Regions from separate parts of the Homo sapiens genome. Here region 2 is linked to region 1. A link is a loop called in an ENCODE intact Hi-C map of the cell type or tissue named here. Cell type or tissue: HCT116. All regions are shown on one strand. Each heading gives the region's core, and the rest is flanking DNA. Links, peaks and the distances in the headings are about the cores only. Region 1 has its middle 70 kb from the start of CNTN1. Region 2 overlaps LRRK2 (leucine rich repeat kinase 2).

Region 1 (7,851 bases), core at 1,927-6,926:
ATATTCTGCATATCCTACCTGGTTTCCTAAAAAGATGAACATATGAAATACGAAGTATATGCACTTAAAATTTCCCCTTAATTTTTTTTTCTTTTTTGAGACAGGGTCTCACTCTGCCACCCAGGTTGGAGTGCAATGCTGCAATCTAGGCTTACTGCAACCTCCGCCTCTCAAGCTCAGATGAGCTTCCCACTCAGCCTCCTAAGTAGCGGGGGACTACAGGCATGTTCTATCACGCCCAGCAAATTTTTTGTAGAGACGGGGTTTCACCATATTGCCCAGGCTGTTCTCGAACTCCTGAGCTCAAGGGATTTGCCCACGTGAGCCTCCCAAAATGCTCAGATTACAGGTGTGAGCCACCATGCCTAGCCTTTCCCCTGAATTATTTATTGCTCTGGTCTACCCTGATCCCATCTACCTCACTTTATTTGAATAATGGGAGTTGGGAGAAAGGCTAGAAGAGTAGCCTTCTGACAACTTCAAAATCAATATGAATGAAGAAAAGACATGATTTTCCTCTTTTCTGGTCGATATGCATTATAGTTTGGATGTTTGTCTCCTCCAAATCTTGTGTTGAAATTTGATCCCCAATGTTGGAGGTGGGGCCTAATGGGAGGTGTTTGGGTCATGGGGGTGGATCCGTTGTGAAGAGATAAATACCCTCCCTGGATGGGGAAGTGAGTGAGTTCCCACTCTTTCAGTTCCCAGGATATCTGGTTGTTAAGAAGATCCTGGCATCTCCGTGATTTCCACATCTGCCAGACCCCCTTCCCCTTCCACCATGAGTGGAAGCAGCCTGAGGCCCTCACCAGATGACTACTCTTCCAGCCAATCAGAATCATGAGCCGAATAACTTTTTCCCCTATAAATTACCCAGTCTCAGGTATTCCTTTATAGCAACACAAATGGACTAATATAGAACCTGAAACTCTAATGAACAGATTGGCAGTGGGGGAAGGATGAAAGATCTCACAACCTTCTTTCAGGTAGTGTGTTGACTCTCTTCCTCTTAAAAAGGAAGGGGGAGGGCAAATCACTATTGTTACCTTACTCCAAATTCCATCAAACATACAATTAATAGAAATGTCTAAAGTTCCTGCAAGTAGATTATCTGTCAGGCAGTAGATTGCCTCCTGGTCTTTTCAGGATCTTCCCAGGAATCTAAGTGTTAAGTTGGGTATGAGGAGGTTGCATTAGATATTGCTTCCCATTTTGCAGACCAGGAATTTTAATAGCAAATTTATTCAGTGTAATTTGTTTCTTGGTGAAGTTAAAATTCTGGAAACAGAACAACAACGTGACCAATCTGAAATAGCATTACCAAGGTAAGTTTTTGTTTTTTTTGTGTGTTTTTTTTTTGTTTTTTTTGGCGGGGTGGGGGGTAAGGAAGGGTTTACTCTAATGGTCTTCTTTTTGCTCTTTAACTGGTAATTATCTAACTCTGTCTTTGCACCTGGAAGTGAAAGAATTCAGCCTTATGTGAGGGAGAATGTCCGCCATGACCCAATTCTCATCCTCCACTGCATAACTCCTGAAAGCGCTGATTGATTTCAAAGAGAGTGCTGTAAAGAGATCCTCTGTGATGTGAAGAGAATTAGAATTGGGCACAAAGGTAGAAGTGTAACTGATGCTAAAAATAGCTCATGCTTTGGAAAGTTGATTAATCCAAAGAAAAGAAGTTATTAAAATGTTCAATTAGAATTTCTGCAGCTTGCAGATTCTATTTTTAATTTCTAAAGCATTACATATGTAAAATGCAGGAGGATGTGAATCTTACTAGGATCAGAAAACAGAGAGGAAAGGGCAAAAGCTTCCTTTAAGCAGCAAACATAGGCAGAATTTGATAGCAGTAGGAGTAATTATTACTGCAGGTGTCCTAGTCTGATATGTCTCTTCATTATTATGACTTTTTTTTTTTTTTTTTTGACAGAGTCTTGCTCTGTCACCCAGGCTGGAGTGCAGTGGCGCAATCTCGGCTCACTGCAAGCTCCACCTCCCAGGTTCACGCCATTCTCCTGCCTCAGCCTCCTGAGTAGATGGAACTACAGGCGCCCACCACCAAGCCTGGCTAAGTTTTTTGTTTTTTTTGTTTTTTTTTTTTTGAGTAGAGACGGGCTTTCACCGTGTTCGCCAGGATGGTCTCGATCTCCTGACCTTGTGATCTGCCCGCCTCGGCCTCCCAAAGTGCTGGGATTACAGGCGTGAGCCACCGCGCCCGGCCGACATTTTTTTTTTTTACAACTTGTATTTCTTTAGAATTCCAGAAATTATTTTAAACATGAATTTTATAAGTTTGATATCCTAGTTTTGAAATAACATGACATTTATTCTTATTATATACGTCTTGAGCACATTAAACAAAGGAGCCATGTAACTCTAAATATTAATCAGTAATATAAAAATCAAATCACCCCTGGAAATAGCACAATCATCTATATACGGTGGCTCAATCTAGAAACCTTAGAGCCCACTTGATTCCTTCTTCTCCCTTATTCCCCACAACCAATCACCAAGTCCAGCAATGTTGCCTCTTTAATAACATTCAAATCAATCTACTTCTCTCCATCCCCATGGTTACAGCCCTAGTCCAATCTATCAAAAGCACTTGCTGAGACTATTCCGATAACCTCCCTACACTTCCTCAAACCTACTTGTGCTCTTCTCCAATCCATTCTCTATTTTAGGGTTACAGTAATGGATCAAATCCACATCTGATTATTTTATCACTCTTCTTAAAAGCTGCTGCTGACTTTTCCCTACTGTTGGGTAGAGTCCAGCATCCTCAATAAGGCTTTAAAGAGTCTGAACTATCCACTCCCCTTCCTAACTCTCCACCCTCATTTGAGTGTCCTTCCCCTTACTCTCTCTGCTCCACCACACTGAACTAGTGATTCCTTGAATTAATAGATACCATCTTCTGAGTGGTTTTTCACATGTTCTTTTTTTTTCTACCTAGAATTTCTGCCTCCCCTCTCTTTGTCTAGATGGCTTCTATTCATTCTTTAGATCTGTTTTAGCATTCAGGAAATCCTCTATCACATGTAAAAGATATATGTCCTATAGATCTTTATAGCATTCAACATACAATAACTCTTCATTTAATTTCTCCTTATCCTTCTATAGTCTATGATAGCAGTGATGTGCTTGTTATTTACTCAGCACATTAGATATAATGCATGGTGAATTATCTAATAGTTATTTACTGGATGAATGATTGCATGAGGTGACATATAGAAACTCAAAGAAGAGGGTCTTTCTGTGTGAAAGAGAATGAAAGGCAGAAAAGCCTCCAGAAGGAGTTACATTTGCGATGGTTCTTGAAAAATAAATAGATATTTTTCAACTCAAAAGAGCTGCTGGATTACTCATAGACCTGGGATTGGCATGAGCAAAGGCACTGATGTGATTGAAGTGTTTGGGAAGTGGGGAGTTTATCATGACTAGAGTAGATAATGGAGGGGGAAGTGATTGTAGTGAGTTAGTGACGCTAATTCAAATGTAGAATGTTAAAGGCTTTTATGCCAGCCTAAGTAGTTCAATTCCAACAGGATAGCAAAATGATCCCAATGATTAATAAAACTACACAGGTGTTAGTGCATCACTATTGAGAGCACCTGATACAGCAGCACATACCTTTCCTTATATTTCTTATTTTTTTTTTAGTCAGTTGGTGTCAAGTGAATTAATTCATTTTCAAACATAAAAGTCTTCATCATAACTCAAATTACATACATTCTATGTTGATTGTAAGATTCTAAGGTTAAAGTTAAGTAATTTTCTAGGAAAGAAAAGCCTTTTTTTTTTCTTTGAGACAAGTTCTCGCTCTGTTGCCCAGGCTGGAGTGCAGTGGCCTGATCATGGTTCACTGCAGCCTCAAACTCCTGGGCTCAAGCGATCCTTCCACCTCAGCCTCTCAAGTAGCTGGGACCAAAGGTGCATGCCACCATGCCTGGCTAAATGTTTTTTGTTTTTGTAGAGAAAGGGGTCTTGCCATGTTGGCCAGGCTGTCCTCGAATTCTTGGCTTCAAGCGATTCTCCCATCTCTGCCTCCCAAAGTGCTGGTATTACAGTCATGAGCCACAAAGCCCAGCCCTATCATTTTTCATTCAAAAAATTTCCAATTTGAGTTTTTTCTTTTCTGAAGATATCCCTTTATCTAGTGGAATTTTCCCATTGAATCTATGAACTGGAAGTGTTTGAAATAAACAGATACAAATGCCAAATGGGAAAGTCATTGATGATGTAAGTGTATTTCAGAAACAATCATATTTTAATACCTCTAAATAGGGGCAAGATTTAAAAGTAACCATGCAAGAAGACAACTCTTTGCTGCCATCTGGTGGCAGCCCTTTTTGCCATCAGACTATCTCTTGAGGTCCCACTTTTAAGTCTCTGTGAAGAAAATAGGCCAGTAAAACCAAGAGTTAAGCAGTTTTGAGAACCCAAGAGAAATTGCTCCATCTGGGATAAGGCTTCTCTGGTCACTACAATTCTTGAAATGCTCAACGGTTCCCCTACTTAACAACTAGGAGGTGGAAATACAGTAGGATTCACAATACGAGGGATGTTAACAAACTCCTTTGACATAAGGCAGGGCTGACTGGGAATCTTGATTGGAAACCCAAAACTCCTTGGAAACTCCCTCTGACCAGAGAGGCTTCTTCTGGTCCATCTTCTCAAATTGCTTCCTTGTATTAACAAAATACGCTCCTTGACTATTCATCAACTCATTAATTTAACAGACGGCTGGGATAATGTAGTAAACAAAGGAGTTATGCAGCTTGCATTGTAGTGAGGGTGACTGACAGACAAATAAATGAGATAGATAAATAAGCAGTTGCAAACTTTAATAATAGTTTTGAAGAGAGCAAGGGTCAGTGGTCATGGAAGGCCTCATGATGATGTAGCACTGCAGTTGAGACCTAAAAAGAAGATAATGAGCTAGTCACGGAAAAAAATTGAGATGAGTGCATTTTAGACAGAAGAGAGAGTGTGTCCGGTCTCAGTGACTTCAAGAATGAAGCTGTGGACCCTCGCAGTGAGTGTTACAGCTCTTAAGGTGGCGCATCTGGAGTTTGTTCCTTCTGATGTTCGGATGTGTTGGGAGTTTCTTCCTTCTGGTGGGTTCGTGGTCTCGCTGGCTCAGGAGTGAAGCTGCGGACCTTCTCAGTGAGTGTTACAGCTCCTAAGGCGGGCGTCTGGAGTTGTTCATTCCTCCCGGTGGGTCCCTGGTCTCCTTGGATTCAGGAGTGAAGCTGCAGACCTTCATGGTGTTACAGCTCATAATGGCAGTGTGGACCCAAAGAGTGAGCAGCAGCAGGATTTATTGCAAAGAGCGAAAGAACAAAGCTTCCACAGTGTGGAAGGGACCCCAACGGGTTGCCACTGCTGGCTAGGGCAGCCTGCTTTTATTCTCTTATCTGGCCCTACCCACATCCTGCTGATTGGTAGAGCCCAGTGGTCTGTTTTGACAGGGTGCTGATTGGTGCCTTTACAATCCCTGAGCTAGACACAAAGGTTCTGCACATCCCCCCCAGATTAGCTAGATACGAAGTGTTGATTGGTGCATTCACAAACTCTGAGCTAGACACAGGGTGCTGATTGGTGTGTTTACAAACCTTGAGCTAGATACAGAGTGCCGATTGGTGTATTTACAATCCCTTAGCTAGACATAAAGGTTCTCCATGTCCCCACCAGACTCAGAAGCCCAGCTGGCTTCACCCAGTGGATCCCTCACCGGGGCTGCAGGTGGAGCTGCCTGCCAGTCCCGCGCGGTGCGCCCGCACTCCTCAGCCCTTGGGTGGTCAATGGGACTGGGCACCATGGAGCAGGGGCCGCGCTCGTCGGGGAAGCTCGGGCGACACAGGAGCCCACGGAGTGGGGAGGAGGCTCAGGCATGGCGCGCTGCAGGTCACGAGCCCTGCCCCGCAAGAAGGCAGCTAAGGCCCAGCGAGAAATTGAGCACAGCAGCTGCTGGCCCAGGTGCTAAGCCCCTCACTGCCCCGGCCGGTGGGGCCGGCCTGCCGCTCCGAGTGCGGGGTCCGCCGAGCCAACGCCCACCCGGAACTCGCGCGCAGCCCCGGTTCCTGCCCGTGCCTCTCTCTCCACACCTCCCCGCAAGCTGAGGGGCCTTGGCCTTGGCCAGCCCAGAAAGGGGCTCCCACAGTGCAGTGGCGGGCGAAGGGCTCCTCAAGTGCCGCCAACGTGCGAGCCCAGGCAGAGGAGGCGCCGAGAGCGAGCAAGGGCTGTGAGGACTGCTAGCACGCTGTCACCTCTCAATAGCATGTGCAAAAGCAATGAGCTAGGATAGAGCTGGAACACTCAGTATCCAGAGATACTAGAGATCTGTAGTGGGAGTATGTCGTGGTGGGAATAGAGAAAATTGCAGCTAGGCCTAGATAATGCAGGGCCTTTAGGCCACTGAAAAGACTTAGGATTTTATTTCGAGTTCAATGAGTAAACATTGGGAAGCTTTAAGCAAAATAATGGCATGATGCAATTTACATTTTCGGTTTAGTCATTGCTGGCAATCAATGTATTGTAAGAGGACAGGAAAGAAAGTTTATAAAAGTGAATTAGGAATTTAACACCATGATCTAGGAAATAGGTGTTGGTACTTTGTACTTTGTGATGACAGGAGACTTTCAGAGAAATGAGTAGATCCAAAAATCTTTTGAAAGTCAAATCAATGGGACTTAGGTGAATAAAGAAAAGGGAAGACATTTTGATCATGAGCAATTGACAGGAGGGTGGTATTGCCACTTTTTGAGATGAAGAAGAATGAAACGGAAAGATGAATTGGTGGAAAATGAAAGATGTCTGTTTTGGAGACTGTGCCTTTGAGACACCCTTGTGAAAATACTGTGTAGGAAGAAGTTTTGAGAGTGCTTCCCAGAAGGAAGATCTGGACTTGAAATGTAAATTTAGTAGTGACCAGCATAAAGATATTACTTTAATCCACAATTATTGAAAATATCACCTAGGGAAGCTATAGCAAAAGAAGACAAGACAAACCAGACTATAAGAATCATCCCGTTAGATGGCCTTAACATGTTTTTTTTTGTTTTTTTCCCTCAGCCCACTAACTGTGACCATATAGTACCCCATTCATATTATTTCTAAAGTCCCCAGCTCTATACCAAAATGTGATCTCTATCCCACTGTAGGGGCCATGGGAAAACGTCCCCTTTGCCCTCTGAAGTTTCACTAAAAATCAACAGACAAAAGACAGATTAATAAGAGAAGAAGCACACAGATGTATTAATGTGCATGGGGTAAAAATCACAGAGTGATTCCCCACTCACACAATGGGGTACAGATACTTATATACCCTTCTTATTAGGAGAAATGGAGATGGGGAAATGTGGATGATTTTAGGTGGGTAGTATGGGATTTTTAGGGAAATTCAATAGACTTAAAAAACATACAGGGGCCTGGGACAAAGTCTGTTGGACCTGCAGAGCAGTAGTTTGCAAATGTGTGCAGGTGTGTTGAGACTTTCATCTTCATTCTGGCCAAAGGAGTTCAGTTAATGAAAACTCAGGAAGGGACCAGAGGTAATTGCTTTCTTCTTTGGTGGGTCCGGACTTTTGCCAGATAAGGGAACTTCAAGAACATTTTTATTCTGCACATTGGGAGAGACAGAGATTGAGAGACAGGAGTTGGAGGAGAGTCAGAGAGATCTTGAGGCTTCTTCAGTTTTCCATGTCAAAGTACCATATTCTGGGGTATCAGTCTCTAAGCCCCAATATCATCTTCCACGTTTGACCTCTAACCTACTCCTGTCTCAGAATCTATCAGTAGCCAGTTTAGGCTTATTGGATTTTTTCTCTGTGAACCCCAAATCCTGGG
Region 2 (7,851 bases), core at 1,156-6,155, 290 kb after region 1:
TAAAACCACATAGAGGTTTAGCTCAGCTTTAAAATTTTTCTCTATTCTATTTATCATTGATATTTATTTTTCTGACTAAAATGTTTCCCAATGTTTGGAAAATATTTTCTACTTTTTGGATGAAAACAAATGAAAATATAAGACTTTTGCTTGCTATTAGTCTCTTCTTCTGTTTGAGTATATAATTTACCATAAACCTAATCATGTTAGATATTAAGGTTAAAAAAGAAAATTTGGGGCTAAGAGTTAGAATGAATACAATTTTGTCTTGGAAAAGATGACGGGTAATATTAAAGTCCAACCTTCTGGAGACTGACCCACGCAATCACGAGCAACTAGAGTTGGACATTTCAGGCAAAGAGTAAAAGATAGTTAATATAAAAAAACAGTGTAAAGTTTTCATCTCAACCAGGTCTTATCCATTCTGGAAACATGGTCAAAGAGCTTACCGCATCTCAGCTACTAATGTTATTATCACATTAGATGTCTATAAAATTCTGATTTCCAACTCTGTCTTCTCTGCCCCATGATGTCAAATTGACTACAGCATTTCATGTGATGTCACAGGTATGTTATAACCTATGTTGAAAATAATTTCTCACAAGACTTAATGGAGTTAAATTTAAATCCTTTGCTTATTCGTGACTGTTGGTTTTGGCTCACATTATATCAATTAATAGTTACTCCATCACCTAGCACCAATCACTTCTGGAAGGATTAGAAGCAGAGCAGCAACGATACCCTGAACTTTCAATTGTATGAGGGCCTGGAGAGTACATATTATTTAACTGCATCAACTAATACAGCTGAAGATTCTCTCTCTTCCAGGATGTAGTCGGGACATTTGACATTAGGCCCATTCATTTCAATATACCTATTTTGGGCTGAAAAAAATAAGATAAATACACTAATGAAGTTGACCTTCACAGTAAGTAATGGGCTTGAAAGAAAAATTTACCAAGGGATTACTGAAAGGCCATTAGGTACTCTTCCCCTGCTGAAGAGAAAAGCTGAGAGATTAAGAATAAAAAAGCTAAAGCCAAGTCATACATCATTGAATAGTATCCAAATCCTTTATAAGACATGCCTCTTTAAGTATATTTATAGAACACAGACTCTTTCAGAATACTTTCCAAAGGCTAAAAAGAAATAGTTAAGCTTAATTTGAAATAATGTCAGTGGCAAAGAGATAATATCTTGGTTAGTTAAAATGTTCAATTATAGAATTTAATCTTAAGAAGTGCAGTTCTAATAGCTTTTAATAGACTAGCAAAATAGCTTTTGAAATAATAAGTAAAGATTTTTCCTTCCTGATAATAATTTAGCCATAATTTATGCATTGTGTAACCATGACTATTGTCAAATATTTTATTAAAACAAACTGGTTTATATTAAGTTAAACAGTCATTCTTTGATTGTGATTATTGTAAGAGTTGCTAAGAGACTTCTTTCTTCATAGCTTAAAGTAAACTTTATCTGATTCTGAATAGAATTATTCCAAAAATAGAATGCATTCATTTATTTGACAAATATGTACTAGGTATCTATGAGGGCCAGTCATTTAGTATACAAAGCCATCTTTGTATCTCTGCTCCCTTGAGGGTGTCACAATCCAGAAGGATTGTGCTCAGACAGTCCTCAAACAGGTGTTTAATCAAGATTCCAGAAATATGTAAGTACCACGTGCTAGGGAAGCACAGAGGGAGAAAAACACTGAGGTAAAGACAGCAAAGTTGACTCTCCTACTAGACTGTAAGCTTTCAACCTCAAGAACAATATAATATCTAGCTTTCCCTCTTTAGCACCTAAGTCAATGTCTTGCACAGAGTGTCTGCAAGAAACACAAGTTGGAGAAGCTAACACTTCATGACACACTTGAGCTTCATAGTAGAGATGGTTTGTGAAGAAATTCTTAAGGAAAATGAGCTCTCTAGGCAGACAACTTGGTGGAAAGAGAGGAATAACAAATACAATGATGGACAGACATGAGCATAACTGAAAATTCAAGCCTGTCATCACGGCTAGAATGCAGTGTGGGCAGTGGGGTGGCAGGGGCCGCAAAGGGAAGCAAGAGGCATACAGAAAGATCTTTGATGCTATGCCAAGAAGTTTGGATGCACTTTGCAGATAATTGAGAACTGTCAAGGAATTGCAAGCATAAACAGATTTTTATTTTAGAAAAGAAATTCTGATAATTCCCTGGACATACTGAACCAAGACAGCAGGAGTGGCATAAAAATAAATGAATTGACTAAAAAGATAATGTAAAATAGAGTCAAGGACCTGGTGGACAAATGCATACTTGCTTTCGGGGGAAGGTGTTTGGCCTGGATGGGACAAGTATCCTGGCCTGGCAACTGTGGGATATAACAGAAATAACAGATTCATAGTGGGTGATGTACCAAGGCAGTACATTCCATTTTGAAGATATTGAAACACAGAAACATACAGAAAATGCAGTTGACTGTATTTTCATAAGTTTTATAGAATTATGATAAAGAGTTCAAACGAAGTGGATTGAATTGGAGAAGTAAGCTAACAGTTAAAAGCAAGATGGAGGAAGAGAGAGCATGTAACGTGAAGAAAGTTCTTGTATGTCACTCTAAACAGCTCCAGCATTTAAGGGACTCCAAAGGAGCATGATTTTATTTCCTGTGCTGAAACATACTTGGAAAAATAAACCTTAATGCTGAGTTTTTAAAATATACTTAGTGCTGGTAGAAGATTGATAGCTACTGAAATCTACTAGCCTTTTGTGATACAAAATCCAGAAAGCTTTTCTGGCATTATGCTAAGAACAAATTAGGCAAATTATTTTAAAATATGCTGACATTTCATTTACTTCATCAGAAACTGCTGGATTTGTTATTTAAAGTAAGGTTTCAGAGAACTAGAATAAGTCATTTTAGAGATAAGGTGTTTCGAACAGTGTTAAAAAATAGCAATTCTTCACTTTATAAATAAACACTTTGGGGATTTGTGGAAGAATTAGGGAAAAACTAGAACCTAGAGTTAGTTAAATGAAGGAAAGAGGGCACTGAAATACAGGAGACTATTCTGCACTTTACCTAGATTAATGTAACCCAAGATTCCCCCTGGTGTTCAAAAGCAGAAACATCAACTCAAATCCAAATCCCTGCACCCTGTTTCATTTCATAATCTGTACAGTTTTCAGTAGTTTCTGGACCCTTTCAGGAAGGAACATTTCTGGATACTACCTAAAAGGCATATTCATAGCATTTCAGAAGAGAAAGAAGAGAAGGAAAGTTGCATACACTGCTTGGCTTCTATGCCCCAGGCACTGTTTTCCTTCTTTCCTCCTTTCTCCCCCTTCCCCTACTGTCAACACAGTAATTCTGAAGGCTTACTATTTTAGGAGCTAGAGATACAATGGCAAACAAGACGAAAAGTCCCTTCTTTCATGGTACTTAGATTCTGATGGCAAGACAGACAATAAATAAGTTTTTAAAAAATGAAAACATAAAGAATCCTAGGCAGCAATAGTCCTATAGGGGCTGGAGAGACAAAGGGTCGTTGCGGACATCCTCTCTGCTGAGAGTCCTAAATGAAAGGATTCAGAAAGATTCAGATAATCCTTTATAATAAGTAGAGAGCACATCTGGGAGTCAGACATTCCTGAGTGAAATCAACAGCAGATATAAAGCCTCTGGTATCTGCAAGGAACCTCAGGGATGGGAGTGGCTGAGCACTGTACCCAAGAAATAAGGCAGGGGAGGGGTAATAACAGGAACAAGTCCTGATCCAACTTTCATGTTAGAAAAATCACTCCAGAGGCTGGGTGAGGAATGGGACTATCATGAGACAGAGGTAGAAGCAGGGGACCAGTAGGCAATGAGAGATGATACTGGCTCAGATTTAGACGTTAGTGAGAGAAATTGTTAGAAGCATTAAGATATATTTTGGTGGCAGAGCTGAAAAGATTTGCTGAAGGATTAGCTGTGAAATGAGAGAGGAAGAAAGGAATGTAAGGTGACTCTCAGGTGTAACAGGGTGACTGGGGTTGGGGAGCAATGGCAGAGGGGACATCAAGAGTTTCATCTGGAATGTCTCCAATTATTACAGAAGTCATCATAATTTTATGCATTAAATATTAGTCATGGTTCACAGACTATTTAAAAAATGGGAATCAGAGATATAAAATCACAGTTACTAAATGTGTGGAATAGTGATGAATCCCAGGCCTTTTGTCTTCAAAGACCACAGCCTTTCCACTCCAGTGTGCTCCCTCTCCAAAGCTTGCTCTGGATGCAGGGTTAGGTGTGCCTCTGAGACATGTGAGATGGTCATGCCGAAGAATCCAACATGAATCACTCTAGTCCCCTTGAGAAGTATGGACTCATCTTTCCTCATTGGAATCATGTAATTGACACTTACTTTGATACTGTGAAGCCTAACTTATACATTTTTATAGAAGGCAGATCAGTACAGGGTTAAGATGATGGGTTCTAGAGCAGAACTTGTGGGTTCAAAGTCTATTACTACTTGCTATGAGGTTCTGCATGGTTTCCATACTCTTATTTTCTGAAATTACAAAATTTGATCAGGGAAATGGTAGTTTTCATCCAAATTGTTTATAAATTGTTACTGGGGCACAGTGTTACTGGGAAGTGTTCTCAGAACCTGAGAGCAAGTCTGGATCACACTTGTCATGCACTGAATAGAAAACAACATGACCTACTTACCTCAAACCATCAGCTACGTGGAGTGCAATCCTGTGCTGTAGGGTTCTAGTGAGGCTGGCTTTGTCCTGCTGAAGCAGGCGATCCAAGGAACCCTTGGAGGCTAACTCCATCACCAACATCCGGGGACGAATCCCAGCTGCCAGCAAAGATATCAAACTGGGGTGGTGGAGGTGGCAAAGCACCACAAGCTCCTGCAAAAGTCCAAAATCATGTAAGAGTAATTCAACATCAGGTTTTACCCACGTATCTCCTTCTTTAAAGTGCATCAACAGGCTGAACATGGATTTCTCTGTATGACTGGATCATAGCAAACTTTCCATTTCTTCTCTGAGTTTTTTTTCCCGTATTTTCAGTAATAAAAAGCTGGTTTTGAAACTACAGTTGACCTATGGACAACATGGGATTGAAGTGCATGAGTCCACATATACATAAATTTTCTTCCACCTCTGCCACTCTTGAGACAGCAAGACCAACCTTTCCTCTACCTCCCCCTCCTCAGCCCACTCAATGTGAAGATGATGAGGGTGAAGACCTTTATAATGATCCACTTCTACTTAACGAAGATTAAATATATTTCTCTTCATTATGATTTTTTAAATAAAATACTCTTTTCTCTAGCTTGCTTTATGGTAAGAATGGAGTATATAATACAGATAACATATAAAACATGTGTTAATCAAGTGTTTATGTTATCAGTAAAGCTTCCAGTCAACAGTGGGCTATCAGTGGTTCAGTTTTTTGGGGAGGTCAAAAGTTATATGCAAATTTGTGACTGCACAAGGGGTCAGCACCCCAACCTTTATGTTTTTCAAGGGTCAACTGTACTGTCAGAATTAAATTTTTAAGTTCTATTTTTCCTTTGGCTCTGTTTTTATCAGACATTTAATGCAGAAACAGTGCACACAGTGTAGTCATACTAACAGGCCACGTCAAACTCATCTACTGAATTCTGGTTAGCCACAGTATCCTTCTCAGCCCAGGATTCTCTATAGCCACTACTAATCAGCTGCAACTGGCATATGAGGTAAAACCTGCTTATAATCTCTGGTTTAACGACTACAAAAGTTTACCGAGGATAATGCTCAATTTTAAAAAAATACATATCATCCCCTCCTGAAAACTCTCTAATGACTTCCCATTTCCCTTAGATGAAAATCCCATCTACTTCCACGGCCTCAGCACCTGATCTGATCATGCCCCAGGCCTTCCAGACCTTCTCGTCTCCCCCTCCTCTTCAATCACCACCCTTCAGCCACATTGGCATTCATTCAATCCCAAGCTGTGCCCAGCTTCTTCCCATCATAGGGTCTTTGCCTGTGCTGACCCCTTTCCCTAGAAATCCCTCCACCCTTCACATGGCTGAAGTCTTGCCATTCAGATCTTATCTCAAATATTACCACATCCTCAGAGAGGCCCGCCATGGGCCACCCTTACTAAGGCAATCCCTGGCTGCAACAATCTCTCTGCAATTCAAAAAAAGTCCGAGATATCATTTTGGCTTGGACAGAGGGATTGCCTTAGTAAGGGTGGCCCATGGCAGGCCACTCCGAAGATGTGGTAGTATTTGAGCTAAGATCCAATGGCAACAACCCTCTCTGTGGCCCACATCATGTGAGACTTCACAGCCTCTTTTATGACATTGTTGGGCTTGAATTCCAGATTCGCTTTATACTGTATATTGCACTTTACTCTGAAACTGTAACTCTGTTGAAATGTATAGCTTGTGTGATGTTAAATTGATTCATGCTTTAAACTGTGATTGCTGCAGAAGCACTGCTTCTTAACAACCAGCTTCAAAGATGTGGAGTAGCGGCGCCCACTGATTTATCAGGAAACTGAAACATGGAGAATTCTGCAAGCTGAAGAAGAAAGGCTGAACACCCTGAGAGGGGATTTTCCAAGAACAAAGCTTCAGACTGTGATCATATTTGCTTAGTAGATAAAATCTTTTTTTTAATGCCCATGTCAGTTGGTTAGAACTGATGAGAAGGAGTTAAGTTAGCTCTGCTTGTTTTCATAGGCACAGACAGAGGTCTAATCCAAATTTTCTATCCTGGAAAAGCAACTCACTAATTGCAAAGAAAAAACAGCGTAATAGTACAGTATAATATAGATCTGCCCCATGACTACTGGTAGAATGACCGTCAAATGTCATTTTTCTTTCTTTTTGTTGTTGTCTTTTTCTTTTTTTTTTTTTAAGAGAAGAAGCACATTATGCACACCCCTTTTTTTTTAATTTCTTCCACCATTCCCTTAGTTTGCCTCCCTGCTTATACACTAATTGGCTCTGTAGACATTTTTAATGTACTAATTTCCACCATAGCTCCCCAAACACATGGTGTAAAATTTGAAATGCATGCTGACAGCAAGGCCAAAAAATCAATTTATATAAGAAATTACCTACACATTAAAAGAGATTATGTCAGATTTGATTCACAGATAAGCTTCTATATATAAAATGTTCAATTTGGTTCTAGAACTACAGTGTGACTGTTGTTACTAATAATTAAAATGCCCCCAGGATATTTTGTACTCACATGAAATCTTCTATTACTCAGAGTACTTAAAATATTATAACTATGTATTTTTTAAAGGTTACAAAATTTACTTAGTGTAGCCACTAAGAATTTTTTGTAATAAATCAAGGGAAAAGTAAGGATATATAGATTCCAAAAATACAGTTGAGTTCTGGTATAAGATGGAAGAATTCACATTTAATTTTACTTCCTCTCTCACCCTGTTTCTATCTCTCATTCCTAATGTCAATAAAGACTCAAAAAAAGAAAGAAATCCCCAGTAGAATCCAAACAAGAGAGAATACAGGAATAACCACTGTTAACTAACAGTGTATATTCCCCTTCCTTTCCTCCTTAGAGTACTGAGTTACTCAACCCTCACCCATGCAGCCCCTGGACTTTAGTTCAGGGGGAAGTGACCCCAACATCAGCCTCTCAGAAAAGGTGGGAATATTCTAAGTAACAGCACCCTCAGGGCCACAGTGATCAGTTTGGTAACAAAGGCCTAAAGCCAATTAGCACAAAGCATTGCCCTGAACATAGTGCTTGTTGAGAAAAGCACAGATGACTCACTGGGGCTGAGAGACATCTATTTATTTAATGGGTTATTATGTAGGCCATTTGATTCCTTT

Evidence for each region. Peaks named below come from ENCODE experiments on the same cell type or tissue, not always from the same donor. Only the 100,000 strongest peaks of a DNase experiment are listed, where the experiment ranks them.
Region 2: it touches region 1 in a loop (4-fold over the local background); 3 of 110 quality-filtered maps call a loop at or near these places.

Annotation. Positions count from the first base shown.
Region 1 is chr12:40,618,926-40,626,776 of GRCh38, reverse strand. No RefSeq gene overlaps it. Among named protein-coding and RNA genes, the nearest start is that of CNTN1, 70 kb to the left of the region's middle. In HCT116, for the core only: a CTCF peak has its summit at 4,349 (motif pointing left); DNase peaks (open chromatin) are centred at 4,316 and 4,628.
Region 2 is chr12:40,332,010-40,339,860 of GRCh38, reverse strand. LRRK2 (leucine rich repeat kinase 2) reads right to left here. Exons shown (of 51, transcript NM_198578.4): 40 at 4,704-4,894. Among named protein-coding and RNA genes, the nearest start is that of MUC19, 57 kb to the left of the region's middle. In HCT116, for the core only: a CTCF peak has its summit at 3,128 (motif pointing left); no DNase peak of the experiment used is centred there.